Linked DNA regions of Homo sapiens: regions 1 and 3 are each linked to region 2. A link is a loop called in an ENCODE intact Hi-C map of the cell type or tissue named here. Cell type or tissue: endothelial cell of umbilical vein. All regions are shown on one strand. Links, peaks and the distances in the headings refer to the core of each region. The heading gives the core; the rest is flanking DNA.

What was found. Hi-C counts contacts between places; a loop is a spot of excess contacts. Peaks named below come from ENCODE experiments on the same cell type or tissue, not always from the same donor. Only the 100,000 strongest peaks of a DNase experiment are listed, where the experiment ranks them.
Region 1: it touches region 2 in a loop (5-fold over the local background); 9 of 110 quality-filtered maps call a loop at or near these places.
Region 3: a loop joins it to region 2, with 8 times the contacts of the local background. A loop is called at or near these places in 9 of 110 quality-filtered maps.

The regions. Positions count from the first base shown.
Region 1 is chr9:108,887,701-108,890,200 of GRCh38, reverse strand. It overlaps ELP1 (elongator acetyltransferase complex subunit 1), which reads left to right. Exons shown (of 37, transcript NM_003640.5): 29 at 808-869. Among named protein-coding and RNA genes, the nearest start is that of ACTL7A, 27 kb to the right of the region's middle. In endothelial cell of umbilical vein, for the core only: no CTCF peak of the experiment used is centred there; no DNase peak of the experiment used is centred there.
Region 2 is chr9:108,951,865-108,958,429 of GRCh38, reverse strand. It overlaps CTNNAL1 (catenin alpha like 1), which reads left to right. Exons shown (of 19, transcript NM_003798.4): 12 at 2,603-2,640; 13 at 5,936-5,986; 14 at 6,067-6,221. Among named protein-coding and RNA genes, the nearest start is that of ABITRAM, 21 kb to the right of the region's middle. RefSeq lists an enhancer at 5,555-6,565. In endothelial cell of umbilical vein, for the core only: no CTCF peak of the experiment used is centred there; a DNase peak (open chromatin) is centred at 4,239.
Region 3 is chr9:108,849,718-108,852,217 of GRCh38, reverse strand. No RefSeq gene overlaps it. Among named protein-coding and RNA genes, the nearest start is that of ACTL7B, 5.0 kb to the left of the region's middle. In endothelial cell of umbilical vein, for the core only: no CTCF peak of the experiment used is centred there; no DNase peak of the experiment used is centred there; H3K27me3 peaks cover 192 bases.

The DNA.
Region 1 (2,500 bases), core at 1-2,500, 65 kb after region 2:
ATTCGTTCGGTCTCCATTGTTCCTTTCTGCTTTAGAAATTTATGATATTGGTTGTTTATACCTTCTATCTCTGTTCTTGGATCTCTTCTATTCTTTACAGCTCTTAGCTTGCTATTTCCCATGTCTTATGAGGGAGTATTTCTAGTTTTTCTCAGATGTTTAGCAAAAGTAGGTGGGGAGGGCAGTGGTCAAAGATGTTTGAGAAATGTTACACACTGGAGTCACTCTGTGTGTACATTTAACGTAGGCAGTTTACACAAGAGAGCAAAAGAAAGGTAACTATTTAAATAGTGGAGGTGATTTTACCTACTTTTTTTAGTGATATATGCACTGGAGTGAGCATGCAATGAGAGACCGGAATCTACCAGCTCCTTCGAAAGCCTTGGGTTCTCTGTGCCTCTCATTGTGGTTTATCTCAATTGGGCTGAGAGTGATTCTAGGATCTAAAGACACTGCATGACTCAAACATAAGTCAGCTACCTCCATCTAGTGCTCAACCAAAGAAATAGTGGTCTCTTACTGTTAAGGGACGAAGTGGTTTAGTGAGAGATACCAGGTCATTTTCCCATATACATGCTTTGGAAGCATCTTTCAAGGCTAATTTTGGCTGTATATGATTTTCAATTCCTGTGCTAAATTTAGATTCTAGCTGCCATTTAAGATAGGACTCTGTGGTGTATATACCTATTCCCTCACAGAAATTCAGAAAGTACATAGTTTCATACATAATAAAGACATATTAAAGAAGCACTTGAGCTAAAGTATCTGTTTAACTTTGTAGTCAACTGCTGCTTATTGTCTCTACAGGAAAGCTGGTTGAGCAGAGGAAGCACATTGATGCGGCCATGGTTTTGGAAGAGTGTGCCCAGGTAAACTCAATTCCTCCCTTCTAAACCCCCCAGTCAGCAAGAAAGGTCTTCTCAATTGTATCTTAGTGATCATGAAAGTTAAAGGAACTGTGCATAATTGTTAAGTCCAGAGATAGTGTTTGCCCCAGAGGTCTTATCTTGCTGGCTTGACTTGGAAATCTAAATTTAGTACATCTCTAAGTTTGGTGAGGTAGAATATGAAGGTGCTCTACTTTAACATACCACTGGTTTGACCTTGGTAGAAAGTACTTAATTACATCTCAAGGTAGCTGTGCTTTTTAAAATTGAGTTTGCCAAAGTAGAAACAATGAGAAAGGACCATTATAAAACAGGATCATTGAAGGCTACATACTCTTGGCTTTTACTCTCATTCTCCCTATTGGAAATGTCTCTTTTACCTCAGGGACCTGGAGGTACAGCAGATTATAAGGATAAGTACCCATATGAGCATTTGGTAGTATTATAGGATTTATTATGAAAATAATAAAACTGCAGTAACACTGGCCACAGACTAACAGTACACAGGTGCACAGTTGACACCAGGGATTATTGCCTTGTAGAGTTTTGACCTTTGATGAGAGAGTGTTTTTTACAGTTGTTACTGATAGCACATTTATGTAACTTAATTGTGCTTTAAAAATATTTAATTGTCTCTTGTGTAATAACAGTAAGTGAAAGACGATAACTAAAATTTTATATAATTAGATCCTGGAGAGAATATTTGTTGGGTGATTGAATTGAAAATACCAGTGAATGAAACATACCTAAAAGGGTAGATAGGTTGGGTTGGAAAGATATACCACATCGAGGGTTAATTAAATGGATAAGATGTCATTATCTTTTTTTCTTTGTAAAGGAAGATTAATGCATAAAATTATTTTGTGTAATTTACATACAATAAAATTATGTGTTGTACAGTTGTATAATTTACATATAATAAAGCTAATTCACCAATTTTAGATGAAGAATTCAGTACATTTGGACATATGTTTGTAGCTGTGTAACCACCATTGCACTCATGATCTAGAACATTTCTAACACCCCCAAAAGTTCCCTACTTCCCCTTTTGCAGTCAGCCTTCTCCCTCCACTGCCAGCCTTTGGCAAACTGATCAGTCAGTAAAGTTTCACATTATCTAGAATTTCATATAAACAGAACCATATGGTATGTAGTCTTTTTAATCTGGCTCCTTTCACTCACATAGTGCATTGGAGATGCATCCATGTTGTAGTTTATTCCTTTGTATTGCTGAATAGTATCCCATTATATGTATATGTCAGAATTTGTTGATTTACCAGTTGATGTACATTTGGATTGTTTTCAGTTTGGGGTTATTATGAATAACGCAGCCATGAACATTCTAGTGCAGGTCTTTATGGGGACAGGAGTAGGAATGCCACATCCCGTGGTAAGTGGATGTTTAACTTTTTAGGAAGCTGCAGAACTAATCTGCAGTGGCCGTATCATTTTGCATTCCCCTCAGTGATATGTGAGAGTGCTTCAGTGACTCCTATACTCACCAACACTGGGTGTATTACTGTGACACTAGATGTATTATCTATTGCTACGTAACAACTTACCTTAAAAGCTGGCAGCTTAAAACAACAGACCCTATTATCCCACTTTTTCAA
Region 2 (6,565 bases), core at 3,107-5,606:
AAGTGATAAATACTACTAGGTGGATGAAAATAGTAGCAAATCAGGTTACATAAAAGCTTTCTTTTCATTGGATTTATTTCTCAATGCATTTATTTATACATTCTACTTGCTTTAACTCTGTGGTATCTTAGAGATATAAGAGATACCGAAACAGTTGGTTTTGCCCCAACTTGTGGAGAGTAAATATGAACATTTTAGGGCCATGGGCACTATAGATGATTACTAAGTTAGATAATACAAGATTACTCCTGTAGCTGATGACATTTAAGTAATGATAGTGCCCTTTCAAAATTCAAAATTCTTTTTTCTTTATTATTTATTTATTTTTAGTACTTTCCCACTTTGTTTTTTTTTTTTTTTTTTTTTGAGACAGTCTTGCTCTATCACCCAGGCTGAAACAAAACAAAACAAAAAACAGAAAAAAGAACAGACTACAGGCATGCACCACTACGCCTGGCTAATTTTTGTATTTTTAGTAGAGATGGGGTGTCACCATTTTGGCCAGGCTGGTCTTGAATTCCTGACCTTGGGTGATCCACTTGCCTTAGCCTCCCAAAGTGCCAAGATTACAGGCATGAGCCACCATGCCCGGGTTCCTACTTCTGTTTAATGTGCCCTTTATAATATGCTAAGAGCACTTTTTAAAGGATATTATGGACAGGATTCAGACTTTGAATTAAGATAGATGGTGAATTTTGAAATTCTGAGTGACCGGAAGACTATCTTCTGTTAATATTGCAACTAAATCGAGCACTTTTCACATCAGAGCTTAGAGCCAAGGCATGAAAATAGCCTCTTCCTTTTTAAGTTTTTTCCCCTCACCATTCTGAAATCAGAAAGCCATTAATTAATAAAATTCCCTTACAATTTTGACATTACAAGGAAATGATTTGAATCATAAAGCTATTCCCAAGTACCATTAACTCACTCTTAGTAACAGTTCTTCTTCTAGATCAGCACTGTCCAAGAGAAACAGAACGTGACACACATATATAATTTGAAATTTCCTAGGCTAGGCACAGTGGCTCATGCCTGTAATTTCAGCACTTTGGCAGGCCAAGGCGGGAAGATCACTTGAGCCCAAGGAGTTTGAGACCATCCTGGGCAACACAGTGAGACCTCATCTCTTAAAAAAAATACAAATAAATTAGCTGGTGTCACATGCCTGTGGTCCCAGCTACTCAGGAGGTGGAAGGTGGGAGGACCACCGGAGCCCAGGAGGTTGAGGCTGCAGTAAGCCTGTGATCTCCACCACTACACTCCAGCCTGGGTGACAGAGCAAGACCCTGTCTCAAAAAAAAAAAAAAAAAAAATTCTAACAGGCACAAGAAAAATTAAAAAGAAACATGAAATTTGTTTTAATAATTTTTAACCCAAATATCCAAAATACCATGTAAACATATAATCAATATTTTAGTATATAATCAATATTTTAAATTAATATATTTTATATATTTTTTCTCCCTTTGTACTACATCTTCAAAATCTGTTATGTATTAAACACTTGTAAGTGTTTAATACACTTACACATCTCAGTACAGACTAGCACATCTCAGTACAGACTAGATGTACACATCTCAGTACAGACTAGCCACATTTCAAGTGCTAAGTAGTCACATGTGGCTAGTAGGTTTCATATTTAATAGTACAGTTCTAGATGAAATTTTAAATATTTGTATAAGCCATTCTGAGACAAACAGGTTTGCCCATTTCCTGTAATAGTCATTCTATGAGAAAAGGTATGATTTAGTGCTCTTATATTATGTTTACTTTTATTAGTTTGGACCATATGAAATTTCAAAATGGTTGAATACCAGCAATTTCATATGGTTCAAACTATTCTATTATAGCTGAATATACTTGTTTTCCTTGAAGAAGAAATTTTTCTTCAAGAAGCAATTACTGCTTAGGTCTTGAATTTTTACCTCAGATGTCACAAACCAGCATTTATAAAAAGTCTATTATTCATTGTAATCTGACTGTATACATGACCTGGAAGTTGTAAAGATGATAGATGGGGCAGGGATGATGTGGGCATTGCCCGTCTCCTTCCTTTCCTCGTTATCATGCTTCATGTGACGTGTCAATTCACAGTCAAAAAACCTCCTGTTATTTGCTTTATTTCATCTTCCTATCTTGTACAGAGGGTTTTCTTCTTCCCTGACTGAGAGAATACATTATGAGGTTAGTTGTAAATTATTTGGTCTGGTACTTGCAGAAATGGAAGAAGCGCTGATACTGGTACTGATAAAAGAGGAATCAGGTTTCATTAGAGGCAAACTGCTGTAAAAGGAGCACTCTGTGAATGAAGCTGATTGCAAGTGGCAGTAAATGTCAGTGGGACATTTGCCTTTCTCCCTTAATGTTGGGAGAGGTGGAGATTGACCAGCATAGGTACCTTAGACATGCAGCTGTTGAAAGTCTTCATGTTCACCAGCCAAATTACAATTTTATTTCTGAATTTTATGTAATGAATAGACTGTTATCAAAACTAATGTACTAACATTCCTGTTTGTTTAATTAATACTTTAAAAGTTAACTATGAATAATAGAAAAATATATTAATAGAAAAAATTTTTTAAGTTATATGTGTTATTTGTAGGAGAGAAGTATGGCTACCTTTCACTTCCAAAGCCAATGGTAAGTAGAAGAATTATGTACATTGCAGAATGTTTTTATTCAGAATTCAAATTATGCTCTTGTTGCCTGTTGCTGCTCCCCTCTACCACAAATAATTGACATGACAGAAAAAAGTTAGGATATTAATGTTGACTTCAGAGTTGTTATTCTGGGTAGCAATCTAGTTGTGGCTTACACTCTGAATATTTGTTTTAGGTTTGGGGGTTTGAGAGAATAGGTAACATAATTTGTGATTAATAAAAAGCCATATCCCAGTAATAGCATCATAAAAATAAATAAATAAGCCATATCTGAAGTCAGAAGTTGTTTTGTTCTTCCAATCTTGGATCTACTTTGAGAAGTCATGTTGGAATCACTTTCAGCAAACTAAGGACTTTCATATGCTTTCTACCTAGATGAAAACATGTCACATGTCATACTTATGGGAAAGAGATACAGAGTGGTATATTAACCAAGTAGTGGTCCCAAGATCCCTTTTGGGGGACAAAAATATTGGAAATTGTGGGCTGGGCACGGTGTCTTATGCCTGTAATCCCAGCACTTTGGGAGGCCGAGGTGGGTGGATTACCTGAGGTCAAGAGTTTGAGACCAGCCTGGCCAACATGGTGAAACCGTGTCTCTACTAAAAATACAAAAACAAAACAACAACAACAAAAAAAATTAGCCAGGCGTGGTGGCAGAGGCCTGTAATCCCAGCTACTCGGGAGGGTGAGTCAGGAGAATTGCTTGAGCCTGGGAGATGGAGGTTGCAGTGAGCCAAGATCGTGCCACTGCACTCCAGCCTGGCCAACAGAGTAAGACTGTCTCAAAAAAAAAAAAAATAAAATTACTGATGATTATCAATAGTAACAGTGTGGTGAAGAACAACAGATGGTGAGTATCAGAAGAGAGAACTTGCAATGAAGAGAGATATTAAAGTCTTAAGTCTGGAATTTTAGAAATGATAGTGGGAATGCTTGATGGTGTAGGGGAAGAACAAATGATAAATCAAATCCCCAAATCAAAAAATGGTCCAAACTTAATTAGTGTACTTTTTGAAAAGGGACTGGCATTTAATACTGAAATACAACATTAGGAACTGAATGTAGCTGGTGTAAAAGCGATCATGATACTGCAAATTAATTCTGTGACTTAAAAAAAACAGTTTTTGTGCCTTAAGCTATTGTCAGAACAGTTTGAAAGTACAAATAGCAATTTGTCTATTTTTGTTATTTTAAGATAACCCTAACAGATGGTTTTATAGCTAATATCCTACTGGGTTTAAGCAAGTAAGGATAGACTCACTGTTTTTGTAAGTGCTATAATTTAGGGCTACTACAAAATAATTTTTTGAGAATTAGAAAAGGCATCACAAAGCTTTTAACAGGTTGAATGGAACAAAGATTTTATTCAACTGAATAGTATTTTTTATCTTTAGTAACAAATCATTTCAGAGTCATGAACCATTTTCTTAGTTGAGGGATAGCATAGCTAATTATATTCCTAGAAAATTATAGTTCTCTCTTTTAGGAAGTGAAGTTGGAGTCTGGTGCTATTTATATTTAGGGGACTGACGTCTTTTAGCTTTATATAACTGAAACGAATGAATCTGACTGCATTCCAAAATAGTGTCCACTAGATGGCAAGCTTGGTTACATTATTAAGATGGTTTATTTACCTTTTCAGGCAATTCCATTTCAGTCGTCATTAAACTTTAATAATCATCATCATTAGTAAAAGTAAAAATAAAAATCATGAAAATGCAACTATATTTAAAAGAATAATATAAAGTATAAAATTCTGAATAAAACTAAACCTAAAAACCTTGAGGGTGTTCCTTACTTTCTTAAATGTTTTATCAGTTGCCTTATAGTCAACTAGACCAAGGATGGAGATAAAGATGATGTGACCATTCAAGGAGGAGCCAGAGAGATCATTGGTCATATTTGTTTATTCTCTCTCTCTCTGTCTTTGTCTCTTTCTCTCTGTGTGTGTGCATGTGTGTGTAACAAGAGTTCCTTTATTTTTATTTTCTGTCCTTCAACTTCACCTGTTTCTTTAATAGTAAACATCATTAGAAAATCTCAAAAGGGCTATGTTCCATGAGCAGATCTAAACTCCACGAGGCTGTTTTGTTCTGTGGTGAAACTGGTGACAGAATAGTTGGTCAGAAGTAAAAAGTCATGGTAATAAGGGAAATAAAAATATATGTATGAGAAGATCTTTTTCCTTAAAGTATTAGTGATGATTTTCCTTCCTAAGCTAAGTGTACACATGAGTGTTTTGTTTTATTGTAATTTATACTGTGTGTGCAGGTATGTGAATCCATACCCAATGTGTGTTTGTGAGTGTGTATGACTTAAATATATGTTTCCATTGTAAAAAGTTGGCCCCCTTTTCTCTACAAACCCTAGCTGTTCTGGGACTCCTGCCTCTACCATGGGAGCTTTCACCAGATCTCAGAGTTGGAGGAATCCCCTCTGTGGGCTATCATCTCCAGAGAACTTCGGAATATATTTTTCAAAGAAATGTTGCTATTGGTGGTGGTGTGATTTGTCCTGGTACTCTATTCTTCAAGTATACAGGCATCAGTGGACTAGCCTGGTCTAACTAGGATGGAATATTTTCTCCCCTTCTAGGGAAAATACACTCTGAGTTCCAGATAGTTTACATGAAAACAAACTTTCTCTTTCAAAAATAGGGAACCATTGAACATTGGTTCACATATTAAATTCAGAATCCTAAGTATAATCTCTTTATAACTTGGGATATGAGATTAGCAGTTGTGATATCTATGAAGCTAGAGAGTTGAAATTTAGCCTTCCAAGAGCAAATTAGTTAAAGGAATTGAATTCTGGAGTCATAACATAAGGAATGTATAGAAAACTACATATAGTGGCTAATTTTAATATATCATTTCATAAGAATAATTCAAGCATTATAAGAATCTTGTTGAACAGAGAAGCCAGGGAGGTTTGGGGGACATAATAATTGGACTCCAGGAATACTGCAGAAGTTGTCTTGAGTCCCTGGAAGCCCTTGTGAAAAGAGGAGAGCAGCTGTAAGCACAGAGGCCACAGAGCAGGGAAGGCACTGACTTGCTTTCTCTGGCTCCAGATTTCAAACTAACAACCTATTCAAAGCTGAACTCACTTACTAGTAGAGTACTTGCAATTGGTAAAATATTCAGTCATTACATACTGAATATTTTAAACTTTTGTTACAAGTACTTTGTTATGCTTTGTATTACTATTGTATTTCCTTACAGTTTAATGTACTGCTTTTTAAGATAATCTTAATCTTTTTATTGTCACAGAAGAATAATGCAAACCTGAAATCATTAAAGCCAGACAAGCCTGACTCTGAGGTAAGACCAATTCCTACATCTAATCTTCCTTTAACATGAATAGTGATAAAGTCGTTGTGATTAAAACGTCTGTTTCATAGGAGCAAGCCAAGATAGCAAAGCTTGGACTTAAGCTGGGTTTGCTCACCTCTGACGCTGACTGCGAAATTGAGAAGTGGGAAGATCAGGAGAATGAGATTGTTCAATATGGACGGAACATGTCCAGTATGGCCTATTCTCTGTATTTATTTACTAGGTAAATGTAGTTGTATTTTTATTTTTTAAATCAGTATAATGATATCTGGTGTAAAGAAAAAAGTTCCATGTTAAATCATTGACAGGTTAAAGTCGGTATCAAATATATGGTAAAAAGACTAAAAGTAGTTACTATGACAATTTACGTAAGTGAATGCAACAACAAGACACATGTATTTAATTAGGATTTAGATTTAGAAGGGATCTTCTGCTAGGTTTCTGCCCACTCTTTCCATCATTGAAATAATTTTACATCCTGCTTTTTTGTTATCCTGCATTGTTAATGCCTCTCCCAGCCAGCATCAGTACGTTAAGAAAACATGTCTTTTATGCCTTTATACAGTG
Region 3 (2,500 bases), core at 1-2,500, 100 kb after region 2:
TATAAATGCATAAGCTCAGTGCAAATAAAGAGAATGGTAGGGGAACTACAGGGACTAGAGATTTCTACCTGATTCTGGAAGAAAGAGAGTGGAGGTGGGAACCAAGGAAAGAAGCAAGGGTAGGAATTTCCTGTCCTGCAGAATGGGCAGGAATTTGCAACTTGGAAATGCCAGACAGGAAAGACATAGCAGTGAAGCATGTGAGAGTGGGAACGGGCTGAGGAGGGGTGGTGCCCGTGGTCTCTATCTGAAGAATTGTGGCTTTCCATGCTCACAGGTAGAGAGAGGGGTAAGAACACTGGCTGCCTCTACAGGTATGTTTCTTAGGAAGAAAGAAGTTGAATTCTCTCTCTAAAAGTGGTGCTGGTATAGAAAAAGGAGGAGGGAAGCATGTGAAGAACAGACAAGGAGCCTCACCTGCACCCCCTTGTCCCTTCTCCAGACCAGGAATCACACTTGGGACTAGCTCATATTCCCGAGGTAGAATAGTTGATGCCTCCAACTTTCCTGTTATCACTTTCCACAACTCCTGGTTTCTGCATGGGCATCGGACGTGGCCCAGGACTGACTTCCCTTCCAGCACCGAGGGCAGAGCATGTGATTTAGGCTCAGCCAGTCGGAGCATCCATCTCCTTGGCCATAATGATTGGTTCTGGGTGAACATGCGATCTCAGTAGAGTGAGTCCTGGAGAGTGAATCCTACGCTTTTTGCTTGGAAGCTTGATGTGAAGTTGAGGGGTGTGTCCTAGCACTGCTGTGGCATTTATGACTAGGAAAGAAGCCAGCTTGAAGCTGACCCACCAAGGATTGTGGAGCTCAGAGAAACAAAGCTGGTGCCCTGGGGACGAAGTGAACCTCTGAATCAAACCATGCCTAGAGTTTGAACCCACTCCCAGGTATTTCAGTTCTGTGAGCCATGCATTCAACTTCATCATTCATGTGCCTTAGGGTTGTGTGTCTGTTACTTGCAACTGAGAGCATTCTAGCTGCGTCAATTTCCTTCTCAACAACAGCATTCCTCTGGAGCAGGTTTGCATGGAGAAGAGACTGGGGTTGGAGAGGCCTCTTTTAATTGAAATATTAAGACCAACAATTCATTTTTTCCTTACGAAGAAACTACATAAGAATAATTTTTATCAAGGTACCAGAGGATATCAGATAACATACTACACTGAAGGCAGAGACCAAAGAGTGTCTGTTGACTGCTATCTTATATATTCACTTCTTAGATATTTGTCCCTAAGGCTAGACTCAGAGCTTCTTGAGGGCAGGAACTGTGCTTCCCTCATTTTAGTTTTCTCAGAGTCTGGTGCAGAGCATGGCACAGAGTTGGTGCTTAGTACATGCCAAATGAACTCATTTATTCCCAGTCTGTGAGGTGGACATTACAGTATTTCCCCCCATTTTACAGGTGAGGACACTGAGGCTTGGAAAGGTTAGGAGTCTTGTGCAAGGTCACCCATCTGGTAAACCAAAGTCTTGTGCTAAATCGAAGTTTTGAGATTCCACAATGCCTTTTTGCCCTTGTCTCCTACTTTTCTGAAAATTATCAATCTCTTTTCCAAGAAGAAAAATTTACATATAAAAATTGCTTTCAAATCATGTACAACAAATTTGATGTAATTTCATAGTCATTATCCTGAGGTTTCAAAGTTAAAAATGCCAATCTTTTAGCAAAGAAGAGATTTGTCTTGCTGGAACCTTCCAGAGACATAAGCATTAGAGTGACATCAAGTGGTGAAGTCCTACCACTTCCACATGGCAAGAGGCTTGTTTTCCTCACTGTCCAGGCAGTCTGATCTCTCTCCCTCAAATGTTTGTTACTAAGTTTGCTGTAAGAGTTATTTGCCCAAGGTCTTTTTCTTTTTCTTTTCTCTTTTTTTTTTCTTTTGAGATGGAGTTTCGCTCTTGTCGCCCAGGATGGAGTGTGATGGTGCAGTCTCAGCTCATACAACCTCCGCCTCCCTGGTTCAAGCAATTCTCCTGCCTCAGCCTCCTGAGTAGCTGGGATTACAGGCACCCACCATGCCCAGCTAATTTTTGTATTTTTAGAAGAGATGGGGTTTCACCATGTTGGCCAGGCTGGTCTTGAACTCCTGACCTCAGGTGATCTGCCCGCCTTGGCCTCCAAAATTTCTGGGGTTACAGGCATGGGCCACTGCGCCTGGCCCCAAGGTCTTTCTAAGAAATTAACTTTATAGCCCAGGCACAGTGGCTCACGCCTGTAATCCCAGCCACGTGGAACTCTAAGTCCAGTTAAACCTCTTTCCTATGTAAATTGTCCAGTCTCAGATATGTCTTTATCAGCAGCATGAAAACGGACTAATACAGTAAATTGCTGAAAAGATACCCAAAAATGTGGAAGCAACTTCAGAACTCGGTAACAGGCAGAGATTGGAACAGTTTGGAGGGCTCAGAAGAAGACAGGAAAATGTGGGAAAGTTTGGGACTTCCTAGAGACTTGTTAAGTGGCTTTGCCCAAAATGCTGATAGCAATACG